Linked DNA regions of Homo sapiens: region 2 is linked to region 1. Evidence: read pairs that join two places in POLR2A ChIA-PET (ENCODE). Cell type or tissue: PC-3. All regions are shown on one strand. Each heading gives the region's core, and the rest is flanking DNA. Links, peaks and the distances in the headings are about the cores only. Region 1 overlaps LINC02304 (long intergenic non-protein coding RNA 2304). Region 2 holds the start of LINC00618 (long intergenic non-protein coding RNA 618).

Evidence for each region. Peaks named below come from ENCODE experiments on the same cell type or tissue, not always from the same donor. Only the 100,000 strongest peaks of a DNase experiment are listed, where the experiment ranks them.
Region 2: POLR2A ChIA-PET joins it to region 1 with 12 read pairs; 2 of 35 experiments call an interaction of 5 or more read pairs at or near these places.

What each region holds. Positions count from the first base shown.
Region 1 is chr14:97,158,631-97,166,964 of GRCh38, reverse strand. It overlaps LINC02304 (long intergenic non-protein coding RNA 2304), which reads right to left. Exons shown (of 2, transcript NR_146554.1): 2 at 8,229-8,334. Among named protein-coding and RNA genes, the nearest start is that of LINC02304, 7.9 kb to the right of the region's middle. In PC-3, for the core only: a CTCF peak has its summit at 2,709 (motif pointing left); no DNase peak of the experiment used is centred there; H3K4me3 peaks cover 768 bases; H3K27ac peaks cover 4,005 bases.
Region 2 is chr14:96,942,724-96,951,057 of GRCh38, reverse strand. LINC00618 (long intergenic non-protein coding RNA 618) reads right to left here and starts at 7,479. Exons shown (of 3, transcript NR_104113.1): 1 at 7,378-7,479; 2 at 5,908-6,009; 3 at 5,664-5,820. In PC-3, for the core only: no CTCF peak of the experiment used is centred there; no DNase peak of the experiment used is centred there.

The sequences.
Region 1 (8,334 bases), core at 262-8,261:
CAACAGTGTAAAAGTGTTCCTATTTCTCCACATCCTCTCAAGCACCTGATGTTTCCTGACTTTTTAATGATCACCATTCTAACTGGTGTGAGATGGTATCTCATTGTGGTTTTGATTTGCATTTCTCTGATGGCCAGTAATGATGAGCATTTTTTCATATGTCTTTTGGCTGCATAAATGTCTTCTCCAGGTGAGTCATTTCTAGTGACAGCAACGTCATCTCCTGGCGAGGGTTTGCAAGCAGAGGTGTGATGCGATCACCATGGCCGTTTATAAAGATGACTCTGCCGCCAGCGGCGTCTGCTATAAGCAGGGGAGTCACCACAAATGGGGATTAACTGGCCTGAGTGAGACTAAAAGCACATTTGATTAAAGCCAGTAAGGCTCCAGAATTTCTACATGGGAGGGGCTGGGGGTGCCTATCTGCTTGGAAGAGAGGACTGGGGACCTGGTTTTAAAGCTGAAGTGCTGTAATCAACTCACAGTGTATTCTTATATCTTTTTCTGGGGTGGCCTGGGGGCTACAGTACTGAGAGAGTTGGAAGAGGAAAGAAAAGCCCCCCAAGCCACGCCTTCCAATTAAAATAGATTCTTCCGTCATCACTAAAAAAAAATTAAATAAATGAATACGGCCAGACGTGGTGGCTCACGCCTGTAATCTCAGCACTTTGGGAAGCTGAGGCGGGCAGATCACGAGGTCAAGAGATCGAGACCATTCTGGCCAACATGGTGAAACCCCGTCTCTACTAAAAATTCAAAAATTAGCTGGGTGTGATGGTGTGCGCCTGTAGTCCCAGCTACTCGGGAGGGTGAGGCAGGAGAATCGCTTGAACCCGGGAGGCAGAGGTTGTAGTGAACCAAGACCATGCCACTGCACTCCAGCCTGGCAACAGAGTGAGACTCCGTCTCAAAAATAATAATAATAATACTATAATAAAAATAAAAAATAAATGAATACAAGGGATGAGTTAGCTCCTTTGCACCAGAACAGAGAACAGTTAGGACATGGCCAGTGAAGCAGAGTGTACCCTTCTGATAGGGCTACCAGGTTAAATTCAGGAGGCCCAGTTAAATTTGAATTTCAGATACACACAAATAATGTTTATAAGTATGTCCCAAATGTCATATTATTTGTTGTCTATCTGAAATTCTAATTTAACTGGGAGTCCTATAGCTTTCTTTGCTAAATCTGGCCACCCTACCTTCTGAACTGTCTCCAGATGGAACATTTCTGCTCCCCAGGATGCCACTCTGCAACTAGAAGGCATGGCTTTCTGTCCATGGAGGTCTCTCCGTCTCCAGCTCAGCCAGAACCAGCTTTGGACATTTTCTGGCTAAGGCATTCCAGGGGAGTTATTCATGGAACTGCACTTCCCTGGAGCTTGAGTCCTTCTGGGGGCTTCATTTTTCCTTCAAGGCATTGAAAAGCTGGGCGAGGGGACCTCCCATTGCTTTTGAGACTGTTTGGTTGACAGAGCCAAGAAGAAAAGAAAGGGAAATAATCTGCAAAAGGAATTTTGGAAGAAATAAAATGTCGGTAGGGGAAGGTTTTCCATGGCAATCTAGAATGACCCAGGAGCTGACCCAGCACGTCCTGCAGCCCTGCCACCACCACCACCAACCTGGTGATGAGCTTAAGGACAATTGCAAAGCATAGGACAAACCATTCGCCCACCTCCCTGCCTCCAGGGACCCCAGCTCCCATCATTACCATGGCCTGACATGATTTTTCCTCCCTACTCCCACTCATTGCTCCTCGACCGGGTCCTCAGCAAGGAAAAACTGGATTCAGACAACCTGGAGTCTAACTCCCCACTCTCTCACTGACTACAGTGGGGGCAAGTTAATTGTCCTTCCTAGTGCAGGCAACAAACAGGCTTAAACAAGCTAATGCAGACAAGCCCTAAAGGACAACGGTGTGTGCCTTGTTCCTCCTGGCAGGGCCATGCCTAGCAGGGTGTCCAATTCATAGTAGATGCTCAATAAATCTTCCCTGTGTCTGAACCTGGAATGAGGAAATGCTGGGCTCCGTGGTCTGTGCTATTCTGATTATAAGGAGAAATAAATGGGCTTTTCTGAAACAGCAGACACTATTCACTACTAAATTCACTTTAAAGCCCACCAGGAAAAAAAAAGGGGGCCTCTCCATCCCTTATCACCACTGAGGAAAGAGATAAGGCTTATACCCAGAATGAATTCAGGCTTATATTTATGTAGAGAAGTAATCACACCATCAAAGCTGAACAAGAAAGTGAAAGGGTGTTAAGACAAATGAATTTAAAAGCACACAATACCAGTCCCTGATTTGCTTTCCCAGGCAATGAAATATTTCAGAAGATTAAAAATGGTTATGTAACACCCAGAATCCACATTGTCAAAAAGATTTGTAACTCAATGTTTTCCTACCCAGGTACCAAATGAAAGAGTTTCATCTTGGGTTTGATCCTGGCAATTTTTTTTAAAGATATAAAATATATTGAAATATTTAAATTGTTTGTCAGATGTAAACTTGCCCATGTCCTGACACTTTTAAAATATATCGTGGCTTCAAACATCACTTCTCCTGATAGGATTTTTTAAGTTGTTTTATAATGCATTAATAGTGAAGATCAGAATCCGAAAGACTACTGTATTTGTAATGTTCACTTTTTTTTTTTTTCCCCTCATCCCCTATAATTTCCAGAATGTAATTCTGCCCCCAGCTGGTTAAAACATCTCTGACATCAGAGAGAAATGGGAAACTTCTAAATGTCTCCATTCATCGGGGACCTTCATCGGGGGAGGACAAGGGCATTTGGCTTGCACAGCTAACAATCGCCTTCGGGAATGAGGTTCCCTCAACTCTGGAAGGCTGTGTTTGTTTGTCAGAGGCAAGTACGCACTATTTCTCTTTATACAAGCAAGGAAACCTAAAAAGAGGGGAATGCATTTCAGAAAGACCCAGGTTTGCTCTCTTCCTCCTCTGGAGCCTTACCCTTAATGAGGTATCGATTGCCTGGCTATGATAATTGTGCCGTCACTGGAGATCAGTCCAGGATGGAAAGTTAATAAAGATGACTATCACACCACAGTCTGCGTCTGAAGGCACGCCAAGGCACTCGGATTTGTTTTCTTAATGTGGGTGTTTTCTCCTTTTCCATTAAGTTTTCTAAAATGTATTCCGGCTTGCTCACACTGCTGCAAGAGCTGCGGAACCAGCATCTCTAGTACTGCAGTGAGCTCTGCTCTCAGTAAGGTGGGTCGTCTTTCTCCCCCATGTCAGCAAGGAGCAGCCAGGGGTGTGGAGCCCAGGCCAGGGTCCGTACGTTTGTAAAGGCTACATCTTTGACCGCCTACACCCCACAGCGACCGTCAGCCACCTTTGTGGTGGAGGAGGGAATTTTGGAGCTCACAAGGGCCGGCCGGATGCGGTGGCTCACGCCTGTAATCCCAGCACTTTGGGAGGCCGAGGCGGGCGGATCACAAGGTCAGGAGATCGAAACCATCCTGGCTAACACGGTGAAACCCCGTCTCTACTAAAAAATAGAAAATAGAAAAAATTAGCCGGGCATGGTGGCGGGCGCCTGTAGTCCCAGCTACTCGGGAGGCTGAGGCAGGAGAATGGTGTGAACCCAGGAGGCGGAGCTTGCAGTGAGCCGAGATCACACCTGAGGCAGGAGAAATGTGTGAACCCGGGAGGTGGAGCTTTCAGGGAGCTGAGATCGCACCACTGCACTCCAGCCTGGGTGACAGAGCAAGACTCTGTCTCAAAAAAGAAAAGAAAAAAAAAAAAAAAAACAAAAAAAAAAGAACTCACAGGGGCCTCTACAGAGAACTCAGAAAATGGCGTTGAAGTCTAAGCTGCCAATCCCCCAGTTCAAGAGAGCAACTGGAGACCTGAGAGGCCCAGGGATTTTTAGTCAGAATGGCTCTTTTAAGATTTTAAGAAGAGGCTCAATGGAATGAGTGAAAGAATAGTGGCATTCCTTATCTGCCTGTCTTAAAATTACCTGGTGCTGACCCTTGGTGATCTAACAGGGCGTAGTCGACAGAAAGGTGACTCTGGAACAAGAAGGTCTGGGTTCAAATCCCGCTTCTGTCAACTCCTATCTTGTGACTTTTGAAGGCCGTTTGACTTCACAGGACCTCCTTTCATTGTTTGTGAAATTTGCAAAGTCATGATCAAGATTTAAAAAATAGCAGTGCGTCTGAAAGTGCTGGTACATTCCTAGGAGTGCCGAGGCACTCAGTGAATAGAAATAGTTCTTCTCTTCCCAGAGTTTAAGATGAGAGTGGCACACTTTTTCTGTAAAAAGCCACATCTAATACATAGTTTAGGCTTTTCAGTTTGTCCTTCCTAGTGCAGGCAACAAACAGGCTTAAATGAGCTAATGCAGACTAAGAGGCAAAATCAAGAGTATGACATACTTATACAATAAGAGGGAAAACATTTTTTCTCAAAATTTTTATTGATGAAATTAAACATGGAATGGTTGGGTGTATTTATTTTTTATCATACAGGTCTGCACGTAAGAAAAATGAATTTTTTGAGATAATATTTTATTTAACATTTGATAGTGTTTCCTATCTTCAAATCAACTGCAAATGTTCATTGTAAAAACTGTTCTCAGCTTGCAAGCCATACACAAACAGGCTCAGGCTGGATGTGACTACAGGCTGTAATTTGCCAACCCTTGGTTTCTGAACAGAAAGCCTTCCCTCCCACACGTGCATCTCGGTTCACGTCCTCTGGCCCCTTTAGGTTCTTGAATCAAACTGCTTGCCTTCCCTTCTGCTGCACTCTGAGTGTTTGTGCCCCCTAAATTCCTGCATTGAAACCTGTCCCCAGTGTGATGGTATTAAGAGGTGAGCCTTTAAGGAGCTCTCACAAATGGGATTGGTGTCCTTGTAAAAGAAGTTCGAGGGAGCTTGTTTATCCCTTCCGCCATGTGAGGACACAGTGAGAAGGCACCGTATGTAAACCAGAAAGTGGTCCCAGACACTGACTTTGCTGGCTCCTTAATCTTGGACTTCCCAGCCTCCAGAACTGTGACAAATAAATGCTCATTGTTTATAAATTGTCCAGTCTATAATATCTTTGTTATAGCAGCCTGAACTAAGATACTTTCACTTACCATAAGACCATGCTCCTCTGTCACCTCTTCTGAGAAGCCTTCCCTGATTCTGCCTTGTCCATACAGAATGAATAGCACCATCTCTTCTTTTATTTATTTATTTATTATTCATTTATTTATTATATTTTAAGTTCTAGGGTACATGTGCACAACGTGCAGGTTTGTTACATATGTATACATGTGCCATGTTGGTGTGCTGCACCCGTTAACTCGTCATCCACATTAGGCATATCTCCTAATGCTATCCCTCCCCCCTCCCCTCACCCCATGACAGGCCCTGGTGTGTGATGTTCCCCACCCTGTGTCCAAGTGTTCTCATTGTTCAATTCCCACCTATGAGTGAGAAATGCAGTGTTTGGTTTTCAGTCCTTGTGATAGTTTGCTCAGAATGATGGTTTCTAGCTTCATCCATGTCCCTACAAAGGACATGAACTCATTCTTTTTTATGGCTGCATAGTATTCCATGGTGTATATGTGCCACATTTTCTTAATCCAGTCTATCATTGTTGGACATTTGGGTTGGTTCCAAGTCTTTGCTATTGTGAACAGTGCCAAAATAAACATACATGTGCATGTGTCTTTATAACAGCATGATTTATAATCCTTTGGGTATATACCCAGTAATGGGATGGCTGGGTAAAATGGTATTTCTAGTTCTAGATCCTTGAGGAATTGCCACACTGTCTTCCACAATGGTTGAACTAGTTGACAGTCCCACCAACAGTGTAAAAGTGTTCCTATTTCTCTACATCTTCTCCAGCACCCATTGTTTCCTGACTTTTTAATGATCACCATTCTAACTGAATAGCACCATCTCTTCTTAACACAGTCTCCTTTGGCTGACTCTGCAGGGAGACAGACAGCCCCTTGAGGGCAGCCCTGGGTTTTCTTATTCAGTGTATTCAGTAGATATAGCCCCAGCACCTACAGAGCTAAGCACATGTCTTTGGGGAAGGAAAGGAGGTAGGGGTTAAATCTGGGCCGCACCAGGGACAAAGATCTTGCCTCCTCCCAGCTATAGAGTAGGAGCCATGGGTGATCAATAACAATAATAAGTGCTAGCACAGACCCAGTGTTCACCACTAACTGGGCATTTCATTGTCATTGTATTATCTCACTTAATCCTTACCCATAGTATAAGGTAGATACTGTTATCTCTCCATTTTACAGATGAGAAAAATTGAGGTCAAATTGCTTGGGTGAGGTCTATGGTAGTGTGCGGTCAAGCCAGGAGTCAAACCTGTGGACATCTCACTCCTGGGCCCATTCAATTGCCCCAGCCCCTGCCTGTGCAGGCTGCTCCTCACACGGCATCCTGTCCCATCTCTACAGCCCAGTGAGCTTCCCTAATATCACCATTTCATTACCATTTTCCTTTTAATCCTCCAATGTTATGAACTTGAAGCCAGACCCCCGAAAGTTCCATATTATATATTGAAGACATTTCCCCAGATGTCCCAATGCTGCTGCTTGTCCCTTTGCCTGTGGTCCAGGCAGAAGAGGTGAAACCAGGTGGGGGAGTCATTGAATGGCCATCCTAAAGGTGCCCTTGGCAATCACATGGGGAAACTGAGGCTCAGAAAGGTGAAGGGCCCTTTCCCAAGTGTCACAGCTCTATGATGATAGAAGCAGAGCCTAGAATAGCAGCAACAGCTATGGAGGCAAAAAAGATGAGGTTACACTGAGCACCAACCATGTGTCAGGCAGTATGCAAAAGAGCTTCCCTGGATGAGCTCCGGCAAATACCCAGTGCCACAGCACTGGGCACCATCATAATGTCCTGGAGAATGAGGTTAGTTCACACATTGGTAAATGAAGGAGCTGAGCCAGCTGGACCTCGCCCAGCCCCATCCCTGTGTTCCTCGGGAAGGTGGATGTGGTGCAGGGGCCACCTCGGACCAAAGGGCCATGCCAGAGTCCCCCTGGCAGGACTGGGTCTGCAGCATCAGGAGTGACCTGATGGTCTCCCCTCAAACTATGTCAAGGCTTTGTGGTTCTGGTATTTCCACCAAGCTGAATAAGTGCCACCAGGAGATCCAAGTTCTGTCTCAGCTGTGCCTCTTCCTGCCCCTATGACTTTGAGAAGGCCACTTCATCTCTCAGAGACTCAAGTTTCCTTCTCAGTGAAACAGAGCTCCTGGTGGCTTCTCAATGGCTCTTGAGTTGGTCTTCAGTCCAAGAGTTCCATTGGCTGTTCAGTTTCATTTCCACCATGCTCCCGTGAATCACCGACCAGTGCCCTGCTCTGCTGAAATCAACCAAGTCCCAATTTCTCTCGCTTCCACACCTAACCCTGTGCCTCCTTCCATCACCTCCTGGGAGTCACCTGCTCTTATGGTTTGGCTGTGTCCCCACCCAAATCTCATCTTGAATTCCCACATGTTGTGGGAGGGACCTGGTTGGGGGGTAACTGAATCATGGGGGCAGGTGTCTCCCATGCTGTTCTCATGATAGTGAGCAAGTCTCATGAGATCTGACGGTATGATAAGGGGGAGTTCCCCTGCACAAGCACTGTTCATCTGCTGCCATCCATGTAAGATGTGATTTGCTCCTCCTTGCCTTCCACCGTGATTGTGAGGCTGCCCCAGCCACGTGGAACTGTAAGTCCAATTCGACCTCTTTCTTTTGTAAATTTCCCAGTCTTGGGTATGTCTTTATCAGCAATGTGACAACAGACTAATACATCTGTCCTCTACCACATCTCCACTCACAGGCCCTGCTGGTGCTGGAATGCAAGGATGGAATGGGTGCAATCTCTGCCCTCAAGGAGCTCACCATCTGCAGAGGAGATGCCACACCCATTCACATGGGTCTAATCTTGGAGGACAGTGACCAGTGCCATAGACAGGGAGGTGTACACTGCTATGGAAGTTTAGAGGTGGAGATTTCTTTAAAAAGAAGAGGATAGGAGGATAGGCAGGCTTCCTGAAGGGGCAGCATCTTAACCTGGAGGGGGACAAGTAGATCTGACTTGGAGATTTGGGTGTTGAGGGAAGGGTCAAGGAGCGAAATAAAAGCAAGCACAGTAGGCCGGAAAGAACCCATTTTACAGATCTGCAAATTGGCTCCACCAAAAGCTTTTCCATCTGCTTTCCCATTTGTCTCCTCTCCCAGAGGGGCTTCCGCTTGTGAGCACCTCCAAGTGGGGATGCTTTCCATCCGAGTCCCAGAGCTCTGCCCAAGCCTTCTGCTCTGCTTTCCCCTATCTTTATACTTTTTT
Region 2 (8,334 bases), core at 104-8,103, 220 kb after region 1:
TGTCAGAACCCAGATATTCTTCAGGAATCTCTGCCTCCCCATTCCCTTCCAGAATGTCTAGGGTAAGTAGAGAATGATAAACATTTGCCCACTCTGGTGACTCCTGAGCAGGAAAAAGTGAGTATCAAGGGAATAAGGGGGTCTTGGGGCCCCATGGCTCCGTTGGGGGATTTTTCTGGTGATAGAGTTAAAATGACACTACACTGAGGGCTGACAACACCACAAAGGGTTGTGGTCTCTCAATTTCCCATGAAGTACTTAGAAATAATCACGTGTAGATCTTGGCTTCTAAATACCATTCTGCACTAAAACGAACCAAGGTTCCATAGAAAAACGGCTGACCTCAGGGCTTGGGCAAGAAAAAATATAAGATGAGCCAGGAATATTTTTTGTGCCAAAAAAATAAGAAAGCACTCAAAGGATGATGGAAAGACGTTCAAAGATATAGATGCCAGTGTGAAAGAGTTCCCACTGGCCAAATCTGGGACTGTTGAGCAATGAAGTATATAATAATCATAACAGATTACAACCCACTGAATAAAATAAATTATAATCCTTGAGTGCATTCTGATATAAAATAAATAAATACATAAAATAGACTAGAAGTAAAAGACAGAATCACCTGGTGATCAGAAATTCAGGCACACTTGCCTTTAAATGCCAGTTCTGCTGAGCAGGAGCTGGACATCCTGATGAGGAGTTGCAGCAGCTCTCTACCCATCTGTGCATGAGACAACACTGGCACCTTGCTCGCAGGCTGCTTTGAGAAGTAAATGAGCGGATCACTGTAATGGAAGCACTAAGCACAGTGCTTAGCACCCAGGAAACACACATGACCATCGCCAGTCTTGTCGTTATCATGATTATTCTTCTTACTGCCCTGGACACTGACAGCTGAGGCATTCACAACAGGACTTCTGAGGTATTCTAAGGAGCTCTGTTCTAGGTTCTAGGAGAATCTTCAGCTCTCGCCTGGATTCTTCTGTGTCTCCCTACAGTAAAATGCAATGTCAGCCCAGTGCCTAGGGGACTGACTTATTGCTCCTATAAATCCTTTCCTTCCAAATTGGGCCCTCTCAGGGTCAGCAGCCAGGAGCCTCATAACCAACTAAATGAGGCAGGAACAGAGCTAAGCCTGAAGTCCCCACGCCCCCCAAAAGCAATGGTTCCTGGTAGTTGCCTGGCACTTCCACCCAACAAGGAACCATCTCCCCTTTGTTTTGTTTACTTCATTAAAGAGTGTGCAGGGAACTTCAGAGAAGGAAGCTGTGGCTTCTGAGAGTTTCACGACTTGCCCAAAATCACACAGTGGACCAGAAACAAGTTCAGTTCCCCTCTTAGAAAATCCTGCCTTTGATATGATTAAGTCCTTACAGACACTGTACACACCAAGGACTATGGTTGGGTCCTTTGAAGAGAGCAGCGGGGTTTGCCCTGAGCCATACAAAGAATAGGTGGCAAAACCAGCTGTGTTGAGCCTGGGGTCCTCCAAACACAGGCAGAGCCCAGAGGGGCCTTGACAGAGAAGCAGGATGGAAGCAGACCCAGGGTATTGGCTTATGGAGACAAGAAAAGGCGAAGTGACTGAGCAGGTTGCATGGAGCCAGGATGTTTGGCCAAATGAAAAGGACTTTCCTTTTTGAAGAATGACTTGAATTCTGATGCGCCTGGGTTAAACTAATAGCTCCAACACTTAGGATTATATTACCTTGGACAAGCTACTTAACCTCAGTTAGCCTGTGTTTCTCCATACATCAAATGGGCTTGTATTAATCCCACCAGTTTGGTAAGTGTTGCCCTGTCCCTTCTTGTCCTTTGCACTAAAGACCACAGTTAGACATGGAGAAAATAACTAAATCACCCGCACGAACCATCTCACTCCATTCCAAACAATTTGCATTATTACTATTATGCAAATAATTCAGTAGAGGCCACAGAGGTTGTATGCTGCAGCCAATAAGAACAGTAACGAGATTATTATATTCTAAATTACTTATTTAGTTTAGCATCTTTGGAAATCAGAATGCATCTGAGAGCTGACATATTCTTACAATTAAGTGGCAGAAATGTTTTCTTTCTTGGTGCGTAAAATAAGCAACACAGCTAACAATAGATGATACTTTAGATATAAGAAAATATGGTAATGACTATTAAAATTTTCTTACTTAATACTTTCTATGTGCCAGGTACTATGCTGAGTGTTTAATGGGCGTCATCTAATTTGATGGTCCCTGAGATAAATTCAATTAGAGCCACTTCAGCAATTGATATGGTTTGGCTCTGTGTGCCCACCCAAATCTCATCTCGAATCATAATCCCCATGTGTCAAGGGAGGGACCTGGTGGGAGATGACTGGATCATGGGGGCCGTTTCCTCCATGTTGTTCTTGTGATAGGAAGTGAGTTCTCACAAGAGCTGATGGTTTTAAAGTGTGGCACTTCCTTGCTCTCTCTCTCTCTCTCGTCTGCCACCGTGTGAGACATGCCTTGCTTCCCCTTTGTCTTCCGCCATGATTGTAAGTCTCCTGAGGTCTCCCTAGCCATGCAGAACTGTGAGTCAATTAAACCTCTTTTCTTTATAAATTGCCCAGTCTCAAGGAGTTCTTTACAACTGTGTGAAAATGGACTACACCGATGAAGAAACTAAAGGACAAAATTATTAAGTAGCTGACACAGTCACGTACCTAGTGTATCAGTCAGGATTGTTCAGAGAATCAGAACCAATCAGATAGTTAGATAGATAATAGATAGTGATTTTTACATATCTATCTATTTATAAATATATATATTAGGTATATATACCTGTATTAGCCCATTCTCATGCTGCTAAAAAGAACTGCCCATGTCTGGATAAGTTATTTTTAAGAAGAGGTTTAATTGACTCACAGTTCTACAGGGCTGGGGAAGCTTCTGGAAACTTACAATCATGGTGGAAGGGGGAGCAAACATATCCTTCTTCACATGGCGACAAGAAGGAGAAGAATGAGAGACGAGCAAATGCGGAAGTCCCTTATAAACCAACAGATCTCATGAGAATGTACTCACTATCACAAGAATAATAGCATAGGGGAAGCTGCCCCTATGATTCAATTACCTTCCACCAGGTCCCACCCACTACACGTGGAGCTTATAGGAACTACAATTCAAGATGAGATTTGGGTGAGGACACAGCCAAACCACATCAATACCCCAAAATATGTACATAGATTTATTATCTATCAAGAGATTTGTTATATATGAAGAGATTTATTTTACATATAAAAAATATATACAGCATAAATTATATATATATACCTCTCCAGTTCCAAAAGCATGCTATATATTCTCTCTCACTCTCCCTCTAGATTTTTCTAGATCTCTCTCTATAGATACATCCATAGATCTAGAGAGAGTGTGTGTGTGTGAGAGAGAGAGTATATAGCATGTTTTTGGAACTGGAGAGATAAATATCAGAAGAAACTATCAGAATAGTTGAAGGTGTTTGCTTTGTGGATCAGGAATCAAGAGAAGGAAGTTCAGACACAGGGCTTGTGTTTTTCACTATAAGCCATATAGAACAATTTGATTTTAAACTCCATGTATGTATCACAACAATAAAAATTAGAGTTATAAAAAAAAAACGAAAACAAGTTTCCAGCACGATGAGAATCTGGGGAACTGACCACCAGTTTACCTTCTCTAACTCTTCCCTCAAAATCTCTCTGCTCCAGCTTAACAAGCCTCTTCCACCCTGATGCCTCTCTCTTCTCACCTAGAGAATGGGACTGCAGAGCCGCCTGGAATGCCAGCAAGTTGACCCACGTGGCAAAGTACTTTCTGATCTTTCTCTCCCTTACAGATCATCATAGTAAATGTGCTGTGCCCTAATCAGACACGGATACACAAAACCGGATATGATGTGGCCCCTGCTGGCCTCTCCAAGGACATATCAAGCCACTCTCCCCAACCCTGACACTGGCCTGCCAAGCTCTTTCCCACCTCAGGGCCTTGGCAGGCTCTTCCCACTGCTTTGGACGTTGTCCCCATTCCTGCATCCCCTGTAGCTGGTTCTGCTTCCTGCTGCAAATTTAATTTGCAGGTATGGCCTTCCTGCAGAGGTGTGGCCATCCCTAACCAAACTAATTAGGCCCTCATTCCATTTTCTCCTCTCCCTTCTCGAAACATAACAGTTACCACATTTTAAATGTGATACCAGTTTGTTTGCCATCTATTGCTACTCAATAGATTGTAAGTGCCATGTGGGAAAGGAGCAAGTTCATTTTATTTTTAAATTTTGCATAGCACCTGGCAAACAGCAGGCCCTCAACTGAATGAATGAGAGAAGAACGGTGGCAGCTAAATGTCACAAGAGGCCACTGTGTTCGCACCAAGCCCCTATATGCCTCAGTTAGTTTTGACCAGGTCTTCACTTGACTGAGTCCCCAGGCATAAAAGTCTCTAGTTTAGGCATTAACATAGGAGCATGACATCAATTATTTGCAGTGTCCTGGAGTTCATACCAGTTAACACTTTATATACAGCATGGCTATGGTCTGATGCCTGTATCCTCCCAAAATCCATATGTTGAAATCCTAACTCACAAGGTGGCATTAGCAGGTGGAATCTTTGTGAAGTGATTAGGTCTTGAAGGTAGAGCCCTCAAGACTGGAATTAGTGCCCTTATAAAAGACCCCAGAGAACTAGCTTGCCTCTTCCACCATGGGACACAGCAAGAAGGTGCTGTCTATGTATGAACTGGGAAGCAGGACCTCACCAGACACCAAGTTTGCCAGTGCCTTGACCTTGGACTTTCCAGCCTCCTGAACTGTGAGAAGTAAACGCCTGTTGTTTATAAGTCACCCAGCCTATGATATTTTGTCATAGCAGGGCCCACATGGACCAAAACAAGTACTCACTCTGGGCCAGATCCCATTCCAAGAAATTTACACACAGAAACTCACTGGATTCTCATCACAGCTCTACTAAGTGGGTGGAGTTTTTAATCCCCATTTTACAGATGAGAAAACTGAGACAAGAGAGCCTAAGCAAGTTTCCCAATCCACGCAGTTGGTATGTCAGGATGCAGACCCAGGGACTAGCTCCAGAGTCTACAGTCAACCACTGCACGATGTCCATGAGAACAACAAAGTCAGGTATGAAACAGGATGTGGCTTGCCTTGTGAAAAGCACTCGCTGCCATTACAAGCCCTCACTATGTGCTAGACACACTCCTGGGCACTTTTCATATTTGTCTCCTTAGTGATTTAACACTGCCATCAGATCACACGATCATCCCCGCTTACAGCTGCCAAAATCCCCAGGGTCTCTCGGCAGGTGAGTTGAGAGCTGCCGTTTGAACCCAGGATTCCCTGCCTCGAAAGCCCATATGCATTTTCTGCTGCTTCTTGTGCTTTTGTGCTGGAAGAAGAGGAGTTGGAGGGTTGAGCGAAGCAAAAGAAAAAGAAAAATCAGCCAGTGTCTCCACTAAACGTTTCTAATGGCAGGGAGTTAAGCAATGGAGTACATCCCACACATAATGACAGTCACTCCAGCTTGGAAGGGGAAAGCCATTATACCTCCTTCTAAGAATAGACGTCAGCATAATTGAAATGACAATTCTTGCAATCCTCAGGTAATGAAGATTATTTTGAAATGAAAATCTTTTTTTTGTTTTTCTTTTTTTTTTCATTTACCTACTTGCAAGGACATTTTTCTTTTCAGAGGAAGGTCGTTGAGGTCTCCCTTGACAGAAGCGCCACTGTCTTTCTGAGCGGGTAGGTCCACCTTGATCGTCCAAGCTCTGACGCTGGGTGGCTTCGATCCAGAGTGTCCCGGGGTGTGGCTGGAGGGTGGATATAGGATTCGGAGCCATGCTGATAACATGCTGGTAACATGGAGTTTCCCAGGGACAAGGGACGAGGTGACCTACCAGGTCTCTCTCCGTCAGCCTCAGAGCCCACAGGGCTGGGCAGTGGTGGGCTGGGCAAGGGGAAGGAAATTCATCTCTGGAAACTGCCCTCCTGGAGGCCACCTGAAGTCGAAGACAAGAAGTGAAATTCAGAAGCTGCTCCGGGGTCACACTGTCTGTCTCTGGATCTGGATCTTAGGGAAAGAGCTGCCCCCCACAGTCCCACCTGTGAATCTACTCTATCTTCTATCAGTTGTGTGGTTGTATTCACCTTCCTGAAATTTCTTTCCCCTTCCCCTGACAAGAATTTTCTGCTTCTATCAATATCTGGGAACTCCTTGAGGGAAGGGGTCATACATTTTTACCTTCTGTTACCGGTATAATTGTGCCCCCACCAAAAAGACGTCAAAATCCTAACTCCCAGCGCCAGCGAATGTGACTGCATTTGTAAATAAGGTCCTTGCAGATGTAAATAGTTATGATGCGGTCCTACTGGACTAGGCTAGGAGCTAATCCAATAGGACCGCTGTCAGAATAAAAGGGGATATCTGGACACATTCAGGCACACAGGGAACACACCCTGTGAAGATTAGAGATCTGCAGCCACAAGCCAAGGAGCTACGAGAAGCTCAGAGGGAGACCTGGAACGGAGCCTCCCCAATGCCTTCAGAGGGAGCACAGCCCTGCCCACACCCTGACGCAGGCTTCCAGCCTGCAGCCCTGGGAAGCAGGACGTTTCTGCTGTTTAAGCTGCTCTTTTGCAGCCTTGTGTTATGGCAGGCCTGGGAAACTAATACAGTGGGTCATGTTATTTGTCTCAATTTCACAGATGGAGAAGTTGAGGCTCAAAGAAAGGGAGCCACCCAAGATCTCATGGCAGGAAGAGAGTGGGACTGAACCCAGCTCAGGCTGACCCGGAGCCCCAGGGACCCGAGGCTGTGGGAACCTGGTTTCCGGCTAGGACTTCGCGAAGGGCTCAGGGGCACAGCTCAGAGACTCCCTGCAACTGAGCCCCTCCGGGGGAGAAGGGGCCATGGAGCTGCTGGCCTCTCTGATGGGTGGGAAATAAGCCTCAGGCCAGCCTCACCCTTCCCACGATCTTGTGCTCTTCACCTGCCTTGCTCAGGAAAGCTAGGGCCCATCTTTTAACTCCTCCTGTTAGACCAGTACCTGTTAGAAACATGAACCCAAATGTGGGACTTTCCAATCTTTGCGGGACACTTCAAGGTCTGCTAAGAACCAGGCCCTCTCTGCAGTCGCACACGGCAGCAACGCCAGCAAGATCTGGGGGCAGGTTTTCTTCCACGTGGTTGAAAAGAGTTCCATCCCAGTGGCTGGGGCAGCCAGGGCTAGGCGGAACTAGAGGACCTCTCTCCAAGACACAGACGAAGATCTGGGGGAACCCGTTCCAAGGACCAAAAAGTCCTATCCAGGCACTGGTGCCTGCCTTGGCTTTAAAACAGCCTCCTCCTTGTCACCTGTGCATCTTACCTGCACAAACAGCACCATGGATGCAACGTGTCCCCACCCCTTGCACGCCAGCCCTGCACACTCCGCCCACGTCTCTACACCATCCTGAAGAGATGTCATCTCGTCCTCTCGTGGTTCCCAGCTGAGTCAAGTCATAATGGCATTCAGAAGGCAGTTCTGGTCTCCTAAGGAGAAAGGGGACACTTGGTGAGGCAGAATGAGCACAGGGCAGGCAGCCCGGCAAGTCACGTTCCCATCTTGTCCCCACCTGCCACGATTTAGCTCTGTGAGCCTTGCCTCCACCCCGCCTCTTCTTCTGACCAACATCTAAACCTCCTTCAAGATTTAGCTCAAGCCTTGCCCTTGCAAAACCTTCCAGGCCTCGCCACCATGCACAGCCTGGGCAAGCTGCCCACAGGCCCCCCGTGCCCTTGACACACATACCCCCTGTATTATCAATGTCTCGGTGCTGTTTGCCAGCCTGACTGTGGGCTGCTGAGTTGGGGGTGGGGGCACTGCAAAGTGCAAGTCTATGCCGATGTATTCGAAGTGACCCAAGGGGCAGTCCACGAGCTGGCAGAGGACTTTGCCTGCAAGGTGGCCTGAACTCCATCCCTCGTTATTCGGTACTTGGGTAGGGTTGGGCAGTACCTGGGAGGGTCACATTATAATTGGGGGCACTGGCCATGGGGCCAGGCTGCCTGGGTTCAAACTGTGGCTCTGCTACTTAGTCGTTCTGTAGAATCTTGAGTATGCTGCTGAAATGCCCTGTGCCTCAGCTTCCTCGTCCATAAAATGGGGAGAATACAAGTAACCCTTACGGCCATTATGTGGGTCAAATCCACATAAGGCACTTGGAAAAAGGTCAGGCACACAGTGAGTGCTCAGTAAATGGCAACTTTTCTTCTCATTATTGACCCATCTCTCTTTCCAACATCTGGTACATGAGTCAAAGGCAAATGATCTTACCCCAGCAGA